Linked DNA regions of Homo sapiens: region 1 is linked to region 2. A link is a contact called in ENCODE Hi-C data. All regions are on one chromosome and are shown on one strand. The core of a region is the stretch at or near the end of the contact, and the rest is flanking DNA. Distances in the headings are between cores, read along the strand shown. Region 1 holds the start of UNC5C (unc-5 netrin receptor C). Region 2 overlaps UNC5C (unc-5 netrin receptor C).

Region 1 (6,584 bases), core at 1,770-4,269, 330 kb before region 2:
TAAACCTATTCTCAGGAGCCTATAAAACACTATTATTTCTCTCATGAGGAAAAAATGTGATGATCAACAAAAGTAGTCAGGATGTTAATTCACAAGACAAGTTCCATCTGTACTTGTAGAGAGCAGGAAACTTGCCTGCTGTGTAAAGCTGATGTATTGCTGGTGTTTTTCCTGTCCTTTGTGTGGTGCTCTCACTCTCTTCCCCCTTTTCCACCTCATTACTCTATACCACTTCTCAAACCATTCTCCTGCCATCTTTAGGCTGAATTTCAGTATTTAACTACATTTCCTCTTTTAATCTCGTATTCTTTATTTTAAGGAACTAATTGCATGTGGTATCTGTCACTGAGTACCTCAATACCCCAAACAGGAGTAGGCGACAATTTCAACCTTCTTTAGCTGTCCTAGACTTTGAGGAGTCTTCCCCATTGAGCTTTTTTGGCAGGAAATCAGTCAATATTGATTGAGTACCAACTATATATCAGGCTCAGTTTAGGAGCTGTGGTTGAAATAATGAACAAAGGCAAAATCTCTGTCTTAAAAGAGTTAAATTCTAATTTAAGAAGACAGGCAATAAAATTGTAAATAAATAACTTTTGGATGTCGTTGATGTGATGGTGAGTATGTGTGGAGATTTCTTAGTACTTAAGCTGTTGTCCTTCTTAGTAAAATTGTACATATAAATATAAAGTATAATAATAATCCCTTGTGAAGTCATTCTCAAAATACTTGACAAGTTATTAGTGGCCTCGATACACCATAAAATATGGTAGCTGCTGGCCACATGTGACTATTTAAATTAAAATTAAATAAAAATTTCCAATTCACACTAGCCACATTGCATGCAAGTAGCCACATGTATCTCATAACTACGACCTCAGAAAGTACAGATATGAACATGTTCTTCATTGCAGAAATTTCTGCTGAACAGCACTGGTGTAGATAGCATGAGGCTAATGGGAATTTTTCATCAATGGTAAGAACAGCAGTTTACAATTTTGGCGTCAGGCATTTTACATATGTTTAACTTACATAATCCTCAAATAACCCTATGAGATAGTTCCTGTTACTAGACCCATCTTACAAATTAGGGAAGAGAGGCACCTAGCTTTAATGTTCAATATCAGTCAAGTAATAAGAAATGCTAAGAACTGAAGGCAGACAGTCTGGTGCCAGCACCCACCCTGTTGTCAAATATCTTGATGTCTTGGTATGGAGAAGATGAAGAGAGTGAAGAAGGGTTTTGTGTGGTGGACAGAGTCTCCACAGAAATAAGAAGTGGCCAGTTTTGTCAATGTCTTTGGCAAATACTACCTTTTCGGATCTCCCTGATTCATCCGAGATAGGTCTTATTGCCTAGATGGGGCTGTGCAGGCAGAATCATAGAATGTTAGAACTTAAGAGAACTTTGAAACTATCAAAATATTTCACAAATGAAGAAACTGAGACATTCACAGGTTACCTGACTTACCCAGGGTAACAGAGTAGTTATGACCACAGCCAAAATTAGACCTCATGTTTCCTGCGTGTGTGTGTGCATGCGTGTTTACACATGGCCCCCTTGGCACCAAGAGCATAAAATTCCCTGATGTATTATTAGTTTAAAGACATGCTAATCTTGGGAAGTGATTTTCTTTTTCCCAAAATGTTGTCTGTGTCTGTGTGTTGACCTTTTAATAAATTCACTTTCCTTTTGTCTAGTCTTATTTTACCCACCCAATCTTGCATCCCTCCATCATGACCACAGGGATTCACAACCCAGCTACGTAGACAATTATTTCCTGTAGAAAGGTAAACAAATTCATAGCAGCTCGAGTTCTTACACACACTATTAGAAATTTGAAAAACATGTTATAGGCTCCACCATCACTTTGAGTATCTACAAATTTTGCTTTGCATTTTTTTTTTCTAAGAGAGTTTCTCTCGGTATCGCATCACCACCCTTGTCAGCCACCAACATGCACGCAAAGAAAGCACTGTTGCAGAATGAGTTTCCGTCGAGCTTTTAGTTTCTGTTCCACTGCAAAGGGGTCATACGCGCTCAGAACATAAAGCAGTCTGACTGGCGCTGACAACCCCAGGACAGCAGCCGGCTGGGGCAGTGCAAAAGCTTCATGCCTTCTTCCCCAACCAAGAAGGACTTCAGTTCGAGCCCGCACCGGCTTCGTCAACCGCGAGACCCGAAGTCGTAGACCGAGTCCAGTCCTAGGGAATTCGGCTGAGGCTTTGCCGGCGCGGCGAAGAAGGTGGCAGGCGGCAGGCTGAGCTCCACTGGACACAGCCTAGTGGCCCGGGGCGCGCCCGCTGCACTCCCGGCGTCCAGGTCTGGCGCACCGCGGGAGGCAGGCGCGCTGCCACTCTCCGCAGCCGCTTCGTCCCCTGGTCTGTCTCGCCTCGGCTTCAGCGGGCAAACCCACAGCTGGTCTCCTGGGCGCTGATCTCCCTGCAATCCTTGCTTACATAAGGCGGGCGGGCGTGCTCCCGCCCCCGGTTACCCCCCAGAGGAGTTGTGCTGCGCCCTCTACGCCTCCTTGGCGAGCGCCTTCGCGCACCCGTGCGCCCTACTCTAGGATGTGAACCTCCTTGGCCACCCAGCAGCGACAGCCGGGACATCTCTCCGCCGGCGTGAGAACACTGAGATTGGAGACCAGAGCGCCTGACGGTGCCCAAGCTTCCTCCCTCCGTTCCCTCCTCCTCCAACTCCCCCCACTTCAACCCCCACCCCCACCCCCACCCCCGGTGTCTGTGTGTGTTCCTCACAGGCGAGGGGACCCGGAGAGCAGTCCAGACTTCGGCGTGCGGCGGAGCTGCGGCTGCTCCTGCTGCTGGGGGGAGCGGCGGAGGTGGCCGCCTTGCGCCTCCCTGGACTTCCCAAGTGGGGGCAGAGCAGTCGCTCGCGGGAGACGTCAGTTAGAAGGCATTGGGAAAGAGGGACCTTCAAACTCCTCCTCGGCGTCTCCTCTCCTCCCCCTTTTGGCCCCTGCCTTTGGAGAAAGTGGAGTGTGGCGCTTGGTTGTCGTTATTTCTTCGGACTGCTTCGCGGTGCACGGATTCAGCTTCTGCCCAGTGGGGCTTTCAGCTGTTTGCGCGTCTCTCTGTCCCCCTCCCCTCCCCCCGGCACACCTCTGTCTACGATGAGGAAAGGTCTGCGGGCGACAGCGGCCCGCTGCGGACTGGGACTGGGATACTTGCTGCAAATGCTCGTGCTACCTGCCCTGGCCCTGCTCAGCGCCAGCGGCACTGGCTCCGCCGCCCAAGGTAAGGGGGTCCGCCAAGCTCCGCGGCCACCTCCCTTAGCTTCTTCCTTCCCTCCTTCCTCTCCTCCTCCCCAGTTCTCTTGACTTCCTCAATTTGCCTCGTTGCTTTCAACTGGAAACCACTCTAAATTCCACTTTCCCAACTAGTCAAGAAGCTTTGATTATAATAATAATAATTATTATTATTATTATGTTTAATCTATCTTCTGAGATGGGCACGAATGGACCAGGGACGAACGGGGTGTGGACACGCAGCCGATCCGTCTCCATACGTGTGGGAGCCTGGAGTGTCTTGTGCCCTTTCAGCTCCGCACGCGCACGTTGTTGCATATTGCACACACGGAGGTTTGGAAAGACTCTCGGTGCGGGTGGCTGTGTGACATACCGTAGATGCACCCCGAAGCGCATGATGCGCAGAGGCTCCCCGCGCTGTGCCAAGACTGGGGTAGCAGGATCTTCACTGAGTCTCTGAGCACACTAGACCCCGAAGGGCGCTCAGCTAAGGAAATGTGTCCATTACTGTCAAGGACTCAAAAGCACCCGTCCCCCTCGCCTGCTGCTTCAGGTGCTGTGGAAATACACAGCTCACCCGAATCCGCGTACCCGGCTGGAGGCAGGCCCGGGATGTGCATGCCTCTGCACTCATACATACCCCGCTTCATGCCTGCTTCCCACCAGGGGATGTAGAAATGAAAATCCCGGAGCTCTGGGGGAACCGGCTGCTTGTTCAAACCAAATCCGAAACTCCCCGGGGTAGTCGACCAGTTTATAACTCTGACATTTTAATTTAACGCCTGTGAACTTTAACATAAGTGACCGGGGCCCTGGGCGAAGCCGGGTTGGGAAGAGTGTGGCCGGGAGTTGGGGATGGGTAAGGGAGGAGGGGAGGCTCCGGAGCTGATCGCCCGGCTCCCTTCTTGTCCGCCTAGTTTGAAGTGTTAGCAGCAGCTCCCAGCCTTCAAAGCCGGGAAAGCTGACTGGAAGGGAGCGCAGAAGAAAGAGCCAAGGCTGTCCCCTCCGGGGTCTCTTTCAGGTCACCTGGGCCCCAAAACTTCTGGCCAAGCCCAGCTCCTACTTGGGTCTCTTAGCCCACTTCAGTGGTGATAGCCGGCTCAGGCGAGGCAGCTCAGCTTTTCCTGGAAGAGGAGAGAATGAAGGAAGCTTATGCAGCATTCAGAGGCAATTCAGGGATTCTCCCTTCACTCTCGGTTACTCTTCCTTCCAAATTTGGAGAGTAAAGGGAGGCTTTACGATAGCCCCAACTCCCCAGGTGATGTTCAGACACCCTAGGGTTTCCGGACAGCATTCCCTCTGATCTTAGAGAGGCGCTGGGGGTGGGGATGGGGGTGTTGGAAGCGGAGGAGAGCGCCTAGCATAGGAGTGCGGTCTGGGTGGAGAGGTAAGTGATTAGCAAGGCTTTGTGAATTAGCGATAGCTTCTTCGGAAGTAAATTTTCCTGCTGCCCTGCTAAGTGGCCCTGCTCATAAATCCTTCCTTCCTTTCTCGCCAGATGCCTCCCATCCCTGAGGTTCTGCTCTGGTTTTCTTATGCACACCTCCAGAGTTCATCTGTCTGTCTATTTAAAAAGGAATCTCCACCGAGAATCATAGCTTGTGGATTTCCTAAAATTGATAAGAAGTTCTCAGGGCGCTAGCCAAGGGTGCTTAGAGGGGGGTGTTTGGAAGCTTAAGTGAACAACCTTATGAATAGTCGTGGAATCAACCGCGCGACTCCCTGTGGAATTCGCCTGCTGTTACTGGGCATACAAAGGACTGAGCCATGGGGGTGGGTGGCGGGAGAGGGGGACGGGGCACGGTGAGAGAACTGTTTGGGAAAAAGACAAGTTAAAGTCCCCAAAGATGCCAAACAAGAGATAGGATTCCTGCTAAGAGCTTACAATAACCAAATTAAAAAGACTGGGTAGAAAAAGGATCAATAAAGATAATCAAACAGCAGATTGTAAATGGATTAATATTGAAAGAAGAAGGGAGAAGAGATTAAAAAGAAAAGATGCTTAGGATAGACTTTTTCTCTTGCACTTTTTGTAGCGTAGGCAAGTTAAAGATTGGGGACTGATTCTCATCTTAAGTGGAAAAAGAAAATGTACTCCGTTGGGTGTATGCATTTCACTGCAGTTCTTGTCCATTTCGTTTATTTAGTTCCTTCAGTTTTTGATTAGTAAAATTTTTGTTTGAATCTCATGGTCTGTAAAATGCACTATTCCACCGCTTTTATCTTTGTTATCCTCCATGTTCCAGGGATAGCAGCTCTTCCTGTGTTGTCTGTTAGTTATCAAAGGAAGGATAAAGCACCAAACTCCACTATCAGCTACTACCTTCATCACTGCAGTACAGTAACCCAGCCTGTTTATCTTGAGCCACCGTTAACACTTTCCTTGCAGAATCACACATTTTATAAATGGTCTGATAGTCAGACCTCCTTTTCCTTCTTATTCTTCTTCTTTCTCCTTTCCTTGGACTAGAACACTAGCCCATACCCTCAAGGTATGATTTCCTTGTGGTGATGACTTAAAGATCCAAATGAACTATTTCTTATGAATGAAAGTCCAAGAGCAATTAACATGGGAAAGTTACTTTAAGCACTTTACAATGTGGATGAGGTTTTTATTCTGTTGCTGAAGTACTGCAAAAATTAGAAGTATGTATATATATCTTCAGAGATAATCAAGGAAACAACAGATATTTAAGATAAAACATAGAATAGGCATTATTTGTGAGTGTACTGAGTTTTGTAACTGTGGTTTAGGCAGCAGTCATTTTCAATAGGTCCTTGGGAAATTCTCTAGGCTGTAGGCAACAACTTTCTCCTTTCTGGCTATGCCCTAATTGTTTCATTCAGGATTGCTGGGAACTCCTAGCTCCAGGGAATTTGTAGTGTTTGTGACTTCCAAGAATGAAAGATTTTACTAGTAAAAGGCAGTGTGTGTGTGTGTGTGTGTGTGCGCGCGCGCGCGTGTGTGTGAGATCAGTGTGCTTCTGAATTAGGACCCTCCTGGTTTATAAATGCATTTTATCTGGGCTACACAGCATTGATATGCTGCTTATCTAGCTCCAACTAGTGTTATGAGTGTTAACACCACCAAACTCAGGACAAAAAATTACTGAAGTCTCTAATTAGATTGGGATAATTCCCTATTATCTTAATTCATAGTTTTTTTTTTTAAATAACATATGTCTTCCTACAAAAGAGTAAAAATTCCTTTATGCATGTTTGCATATTGGTGTGGTACAAATAGACAGTCAACAGTGAAGACAACTAAAGTTCATTACAATTCTATCGTATACTTTTTCATTGTAGGAGTACAGA
Region 2 (6,576 bases), core at 2,861-5,360:
CAAAAACCCTTCCAAACTTTTCCACCTGAAATGAGTAATAAACTTTTTTTTCCTGTGGGTTGGGATGGTTTTAGTTCCAGTTTCTTTATATGCCTAGTAATAAACAGTCTGTTATGCTGCCCAATTATAAGATAGATTAGTGGGTGGATAGATGCAGAGTGAGAAAGGAAAAGAAATCAGAGACAATTTTCCACTGAAAGGCCACAGCCATTTTATATAGCTTTTGAAATAGATTTGAAATTAACCTATAAAAAAGGCAGTAAATGTCTGAAAAAATTATAGCAATACATATGTGTACTGTGGGAAATTTCTATAAGCAGCTGGTTCAATGTTTCACTCTCCTCTCTAGCTGCTCCTGATTCAGATGATGTTGCTCTCTATGTTGGGATTGTGATAGCAGTGATCGTTTGCCTGGCGATCTCTGTAGTTGTGGCCTTGTTTGTGTATCGGAAGAATCATCGTGACTTTGAGTCAGATATTATTGACTCTTCGGCACTCAATGGGGGCTTTCAGCCTGTGAACATCAAGGCAGCAAGACAAGGTCAGTTGACATTCCACTTCACACCCTGTTACTTATGCATGTAAGCAGTTTCAAAATCAATGACTTTAGAGTCATCTCATTCAGCTAGAATGTAAGCTCCATGAAGACAGCAATTTGAGTTAATTTTGTTCATTACTGTATTGATGTCATTTACATAACAAATTAGAGTTAACAAGATAAATCCTCTTTTTTTCTTTTCTGACAGATTGCTCTGTCACTTTTTAACTTCTAATCGAAAAGAGTACCCTGATTGGTTGACTGATTTCTTGAGTCTCTTTTTTTAACTTCCTTTGACAAGATATCTTGTATTGCTATGAATAGAATGATTTACCAATGAACCCAAATCCAGTATAGACCAGGGAAACCATAGCTAATCGTCACCTAGTGAGGCTCGTTGTTCAATCCAATCTGTTGAAATAGCCAAATACCTTGGGCATAATGAGTAGACATCAAAGCAAATTATAGAATGAGCTTGACCACTTACTTACAGCCAATAATAAAAGAGCTGGTAGTTATCTGATTGCCCTGTTTTCAGTAGAGCCTGTCTATCTATCTCCGATATTAGCTGAGCTGCTTTACTTTCGGCTCAGAAAGTGTGAGGGGGAGTCTGACTAATGTAGGTTGGCCTGAATGGAGAATGCCAATGGGATTATTTTCTCTTTCTGACTCAGATCTGCTGGCTGTACCCCCAGACCTCACGTCAGCTGCAGCCATGTACAGAGGACCTGTCTATGCCCTGCATGACGTCTCAGACAAAATCCCAATGACCAACTCTCCAATTCTGGATCCACTGCCCAACCTGAAAATCAAAGTGTACAACACCTCAGGTGCTGTCACCCCCCAAGATGACCTCTCTGAGTTTACGTCCAAGCTGTCCCCTCAGATGACCCAGTCGTTGTTGGAGAATGAAGCCCTCAGCCTGAAGAACCAGAGTCTAGCAAGGCAGACTGATCCATCCTGTACCGCATTTGGCAGCTTCAACTCGCTGGGAGGTCACCTTATTGTTCCCAATTCAGGTAATTCCTAGAGGTTTAAATTGCAAAGAGGCAGCTTGAAACATATTTTTCCATACCAAAATCTTTTTTGTTCGTGGGATGTTTTCATTAGGCCTGAAATGTTAAATGTGACCTATCCAGCCCAAATCTACTTTCAATGTAAACAGAACATTACTTCAGACAAATCAGCAAAACCATTTCTCTTCCTCCAACTAATTCTGAAAACACTTCCTCTAGAAATTCTATACTCACAACTTTCTGCTGAGGTGTAATTTAGAACCATCATTGACCTCCTTTTTACTAGAACTTCAGAAGGCAACATCAAGCCACAAGTCCTAATGTTGTCATTATACTTTAAAAGGACGAATTAATTATTAAATATATCATTTGATTAAGTTCCAATTTACTACATGAAGCAATAATACAGAAAACAAATTTTTTGATCATCAGAGGTATCATAATAGACATCAAATCTTCATTTATTAACCTAACTTGATCACACAGTCTTTCACCTCACAGTATTGATAGTGTACACTGTACTCACTCCTACCTCTGATATTTGTATCCAGAATCACCAGATTCATCAGGTGTGCTTTTGTACTATTACTTGGTTTCAGTTTATTATGTAGTTTCTCTGCATCTAGACAATAAGCCTCATAAAGGTCTTTCATGGTGAATGAAGGTTAATGCCTGATACTGTTGGATTAAAAATCGATATTCATTAATCAATATTAGTAATGAGCTTGGAACCATGGGTCATAAAAGGGTTAATGGCTTCCTCTCTAAATCTATCTAATTCTTTTGGGCAAGGCTGTGAGTATTTTGTAAATACAGTAATACCTAAAATGTAAATACCTAAAGTGTTGTCACATTGAAAAAACATAATATGTGTATACTCAAGGAATATACAGACCAAAGAGTCTTCAGGCCTGAATATGAAATTTTATTTGATTCTTCCTGTCATTCACTCTTTCATTTCAATGCCTTGGCAACTTTTACCCTAAACCTTTAAAAGTATATTTTAACAAAATCAAAACATTTAATAAAATATTTTTTTCTTCACAGTTTACATAGCTGAGATCATGTATTATATAATGTTTTCCACCCTTTTCTCATTAATCCTCATGCTATTGCATGCTCTTTAAAATCATGATTTTAAATATCTTTATAACAGTCCATTATTGAATGAATCAAAACATACTTTAAGGTTCTTCCATTGTTTAAACATTACAATTGTTCTCAAAATAGTTCTTTTCCCTCTGAAATGTATTGGATTCTGCCTTTTCTTCCCATTTCTACCTACCACTTTTTCATATGTGCATTATTATAAAGGCCTCTTAAGTGGAAGGGAGTGAGCTAGCATGTTTTAAATTCTTCCTATGTATTAGGCAATGGTGATCAACATATGATATTTTATTTAATGGACAAACAATAGTTACCTATTACTTTATATTCATAATGCTGTTTCATCCCTATAACAAAGATTAAGGTATGTTTTATGTTTTCAATGAAAAAAATAAAAGCACTGAGGCTTGGTAGCCTCATGTGTGATCTTCCTGCTGTGTCCTCCACAAATCATTCTGTACATTGACAGTCCACTTCCTACAACACCAGGGCTCTCACATTACTCTCCTTCTCAAGAGGTCTGTGGCTCAACATCTTCAACCAGTTACATGAAGGCCTACTACCTCTTAACTCTCCATTCTTTTTTCTTGAGACTTTCCAGTGTGGTCAGGCAAGTTTTCATATTGCCCCACGCTCATTTGGCATATTCCATTTCCTCGCTAATTAAATTATGAATTACTCAAAGACAGGAAGACTATCTTTTCCTTTTTGAAATTCACAACAGTGTCAAACACTGTACTCACAAGGATGCTTCATAAATTTGTATGGAGCTGAAGGAAGCTGGATTTTAGGGGAATCAAATGATGGAGCCAAACATCTTTGGAGTGCTGTCCACACTGAATCACTCTTTGTGATGATGAGCAGTGGTGTGGGCCCCAGACCATCACCATGGGCATCACCTGGCAACTGGTTGAACTAAAAAATCTACCCCACACCCCATATCTCTGAATCAGAAACTCGGGGTAGGGACCAGTAATCTGTGGTTTAACAAGCTTTCCAGGTGGTTCTGACCTGAGCTCAAATTTGCAAGCCACTGCCACAGCAGACACAGTTAGCTTAGAACACAGCCCAATCTAATAGTTCTGCCAAAGGGCACCGATTAGCAACTAACTAGAAACGCTTTGACCTGCTGTGACTAAACTAGGAGTTAGTGTTCACTTTCTAGAGTTATGTATAATAAAAGGTCTTCACCAATTCTTATACCATTGTGGAATTACATTGATGCTAACCGGATATTTAAAAAATACATGTTGTTTTTTTTTTTATGTTGAAGTTGGCATTTCCCTGACTTTGAATCTTGTGGGGATTTTAAAAAAAAATGGAAATGATGCATCATTACAGCTGTTTGAAATTTTGAGCAGTTGTTGGTTTTCCCCTTGTCTTGCAAGGAAAACAACAGTGGAACCATCTGTCTGTTCCTCAAATAAAACAAGAGTTTAAAAAGTTACATCATTCCTTTAAGTAATTGCATAAGAGTTCAGAGGGAGCCGTGGTAAGGAGGCCAATGAGGAAGGAAAATGGAGCAACTCGGAATATTTACATGTCTTTAGAGAAAATGAAGCAGGCTTATGGCTGCGCGGTCACAAAATCTCCTCATTCCCTTTTACGTGCTGCAAAAGTCTTAAATGACTGCTTTTCTCTTTTGCTATTCAGGAGTCAGCTTGCTGATTCCCGCTGGGGCCATTCCCCAAGGGAGAGTCTACGAAATGTATGTGACTGTACACAGGAAAGAAACTATGAGGTAAATATGCTTTTTCTGGTGCACTGACTTTACCAATGTCTAACTTGGAGGAGAATTGTACAATAGACACAATAAACCCAACATATTTTTGTCTCAAGTGCCTTGCTTCTGGCATACATTCTTTTTCCCTTGACCTACAAAAGGTCAGGTTTTACTTCTCTTTGTCTTTGAGGCTCCAGACGCTTTTGCAGATCTTGAATATGGGTAGAAGGCTAGAGATCTTTTCCCAAGTGGACACGTTGCCATATTTCCTGGAAAAATGTCCAGAAATGTGATCCCTAGATTGTCCAGAGAGACAAGTGGGTAGACACAGAGACGTCGACTTCATGGCATCTGGCTCAGGAATCCAGCCTGTTCCCATTACAGAGTCAAAGGTCACAAAGGATTGGACAACTCCTCCAATCCCTACCGCTCCCACTCAGCCTAGCCCTTAATTCTGACCCACGATTCTTCCTTTTGTGACTGTCTTCTAGCTTAAGTATTACTAATTTCCTTCTTATGTTTAACACTTATAAATTCCACATTAGGCTGTTCAGAATGGGTCTAGGATTGATTAAAACTAGATTGAATTAAAAGGTTTTGTTTAGAATGTTTCATAATCATAAAGAAGAAGTTATTTTAAGTAAAAATAACAAGAGGCATTGAGAAGTCCTAAATTCAATTTTCAGTTTGGCCTCTAACAAATCGTATTGGGTATTTCTTGATTAGTTTCCATGTAAAATGCGTGTGTTAAATAGTGCTTTAGAAGCCTGATTAATGCTTCTGAAGTACACCAAGATCTTAAAATGAAAGATGTTGTTAAAATGGAGATCCTCATCATGTAATTATCATTGTTTTTCCCAAGGGGAAGAGCATCGGCTCCTCAGCCCTGAGCTCTGAATATAAAGCATGAGTGACAATGCAGAACTAGGTTATCATTATAACACATTATACCTTTTCTTTTCCCAGCTCTCATCCTCAGAAAAACGTCCATTTTTAGCCTTGTTCTTCACTAGCCATAAAGCTTTTGTATTATGCTCTCAGGTGGAGATACTGGCATTTATAATTGGTGTGACCCAGAACATTTTTTTCCTCGGGTGGTGTACTTCCACCTACATAAATACTAGCCTGTCTAAGAAAATAATACAATTCTTGAGCATTATTCATGCCTTAAATTTGAGCAACAGAAAAATCACTAAAAGGCTTGTATTTACCCACATCAAATATTCATTTTTTTCATTCCCAATGCAAAGCAACATTCACAGGCCCTCAAAGCTCCCTTCTTTTGCATCAGGAGAAAAGAAGATCAGCAAACTCCAAGATCTCTTTATTTTATTTTATTTTTCTTTCTCTCTTCCAGAGTCAAGGTTAGCATTAAGTACATCTATCCATCAAGGCCTTTGTCAGCGTGGACATTTTGTTTAAATAGAAATAAGTATTGGCTTGTGCTTTATGGTGAGAAACAGTAAGATGCCTGAGCTCTCCTATTTTCCATCAGATTATCATTATCTGCAGCTGAAGATCAAGCCTTAAGGGGCTGCTGCAGGCACGGGCTGAAGCTGAAAGAGGTGTGCACTCACGTGCCTGCTCTCCCCATACTTTCCTTGGCAGCCGAACCAGGATAATTGTACATTTTAGATGAAAGAAAGAGAAAACAGAAAATTGATAAAGCTAGACACTTTTCTGCTGTTAGGGTTCTCTGCCTTTGACTATAATGAAACGGAAACTATAAATCACTCCTTGCTATGCCTACCATCTGAAGTTAGGTGCAGAGGGAATTACTCTGTTGAATTTGGTGTGCATAAAAGAAGTTCTGTTTATAAAAATGAAGCTAGGAAAACCTCAAGATCTCAAAAGAAAATATGCACTACAGACCATGAACCAAGAAACAAACACAGGAGGATAACAGTTTCAGATAAATGAGAAGTCTTCTCTTCACTAGTTTTCTGTTATGAACCAGATGCATTTTTATTGTAAAACACAATGGCAAGAATGTGCTTTAGGATATAGTCATAAAACAAAGCATCCCTGCCCTTCATCCAGCAAACTCTTAATTTCATTTACTTCTCACTACGTTCTGCAAGCTGTGATGAGCTCCACTTTAAAGATGAAGAAACTGAGGCACAGGGGAATTGGGTTCCAAAGCCAAGGTTTCAGTTAGTACCTTAGCAAGGCAGAATTCAGACTCAGGCTTT

The links. A loop is a pair of places that touch in the nucleus more often than their neighbours do. Pooled maps may share reads with other maps.
Region 1: a pooled map shows a loop between it and region 2 (1.9-fold over the local background). The contact joins the promoter of UNC5C here to the enhancer-like site in region 2. A Hi-C loop is called at or near these places in 1 of 168 maps with a recorded cell type or tissue (prostate gland) and 3 of 50 pooled maps.

Annotation. Positions count from the first base shown.
Region 1 is chr4:95,545,408-95,551,991 of GRCh38, reverse strand. UNC5C (unc-5 netrin receptor C) reads left to right here and starts at 3,019. Exons shown (of 16, transcript NM_003728.4): 1 at 3,019-3,258. The coding sequence starts at 3,135. UNC5C-AS1 (UNC5C antisense RNA 1) reads right to left here and starts at 2,844. Exons shown (of 5, transcript NR_183914.1): 1 at 2,761-2,844. RefSeq lists an enhancer at 2,448-2,577.
Region 2 is chr4:95,213,950-95,220,525 of GRCh38, reverse strand. It overlaps UNC5C (unc-5 netrin receptor C), which reads left to right. Exons shown (of 16, transcript NM_003728.4): 8 at 350-541; 9 at 1,213-1,557; 10 at 4,315-4,402. Among named protein-coding and RNA genes, the nearest start is that of UNC5C, 330 kb to the left of the region's middle. RefSeq lists an enhancer at 383-1,582. Within about 2 kb of position 4,110, at least 2 of the 41 ENCODE cell types and tissues checked have a DNase peak (open chromatin) inside an H3K27ac peak, as active enhancers do.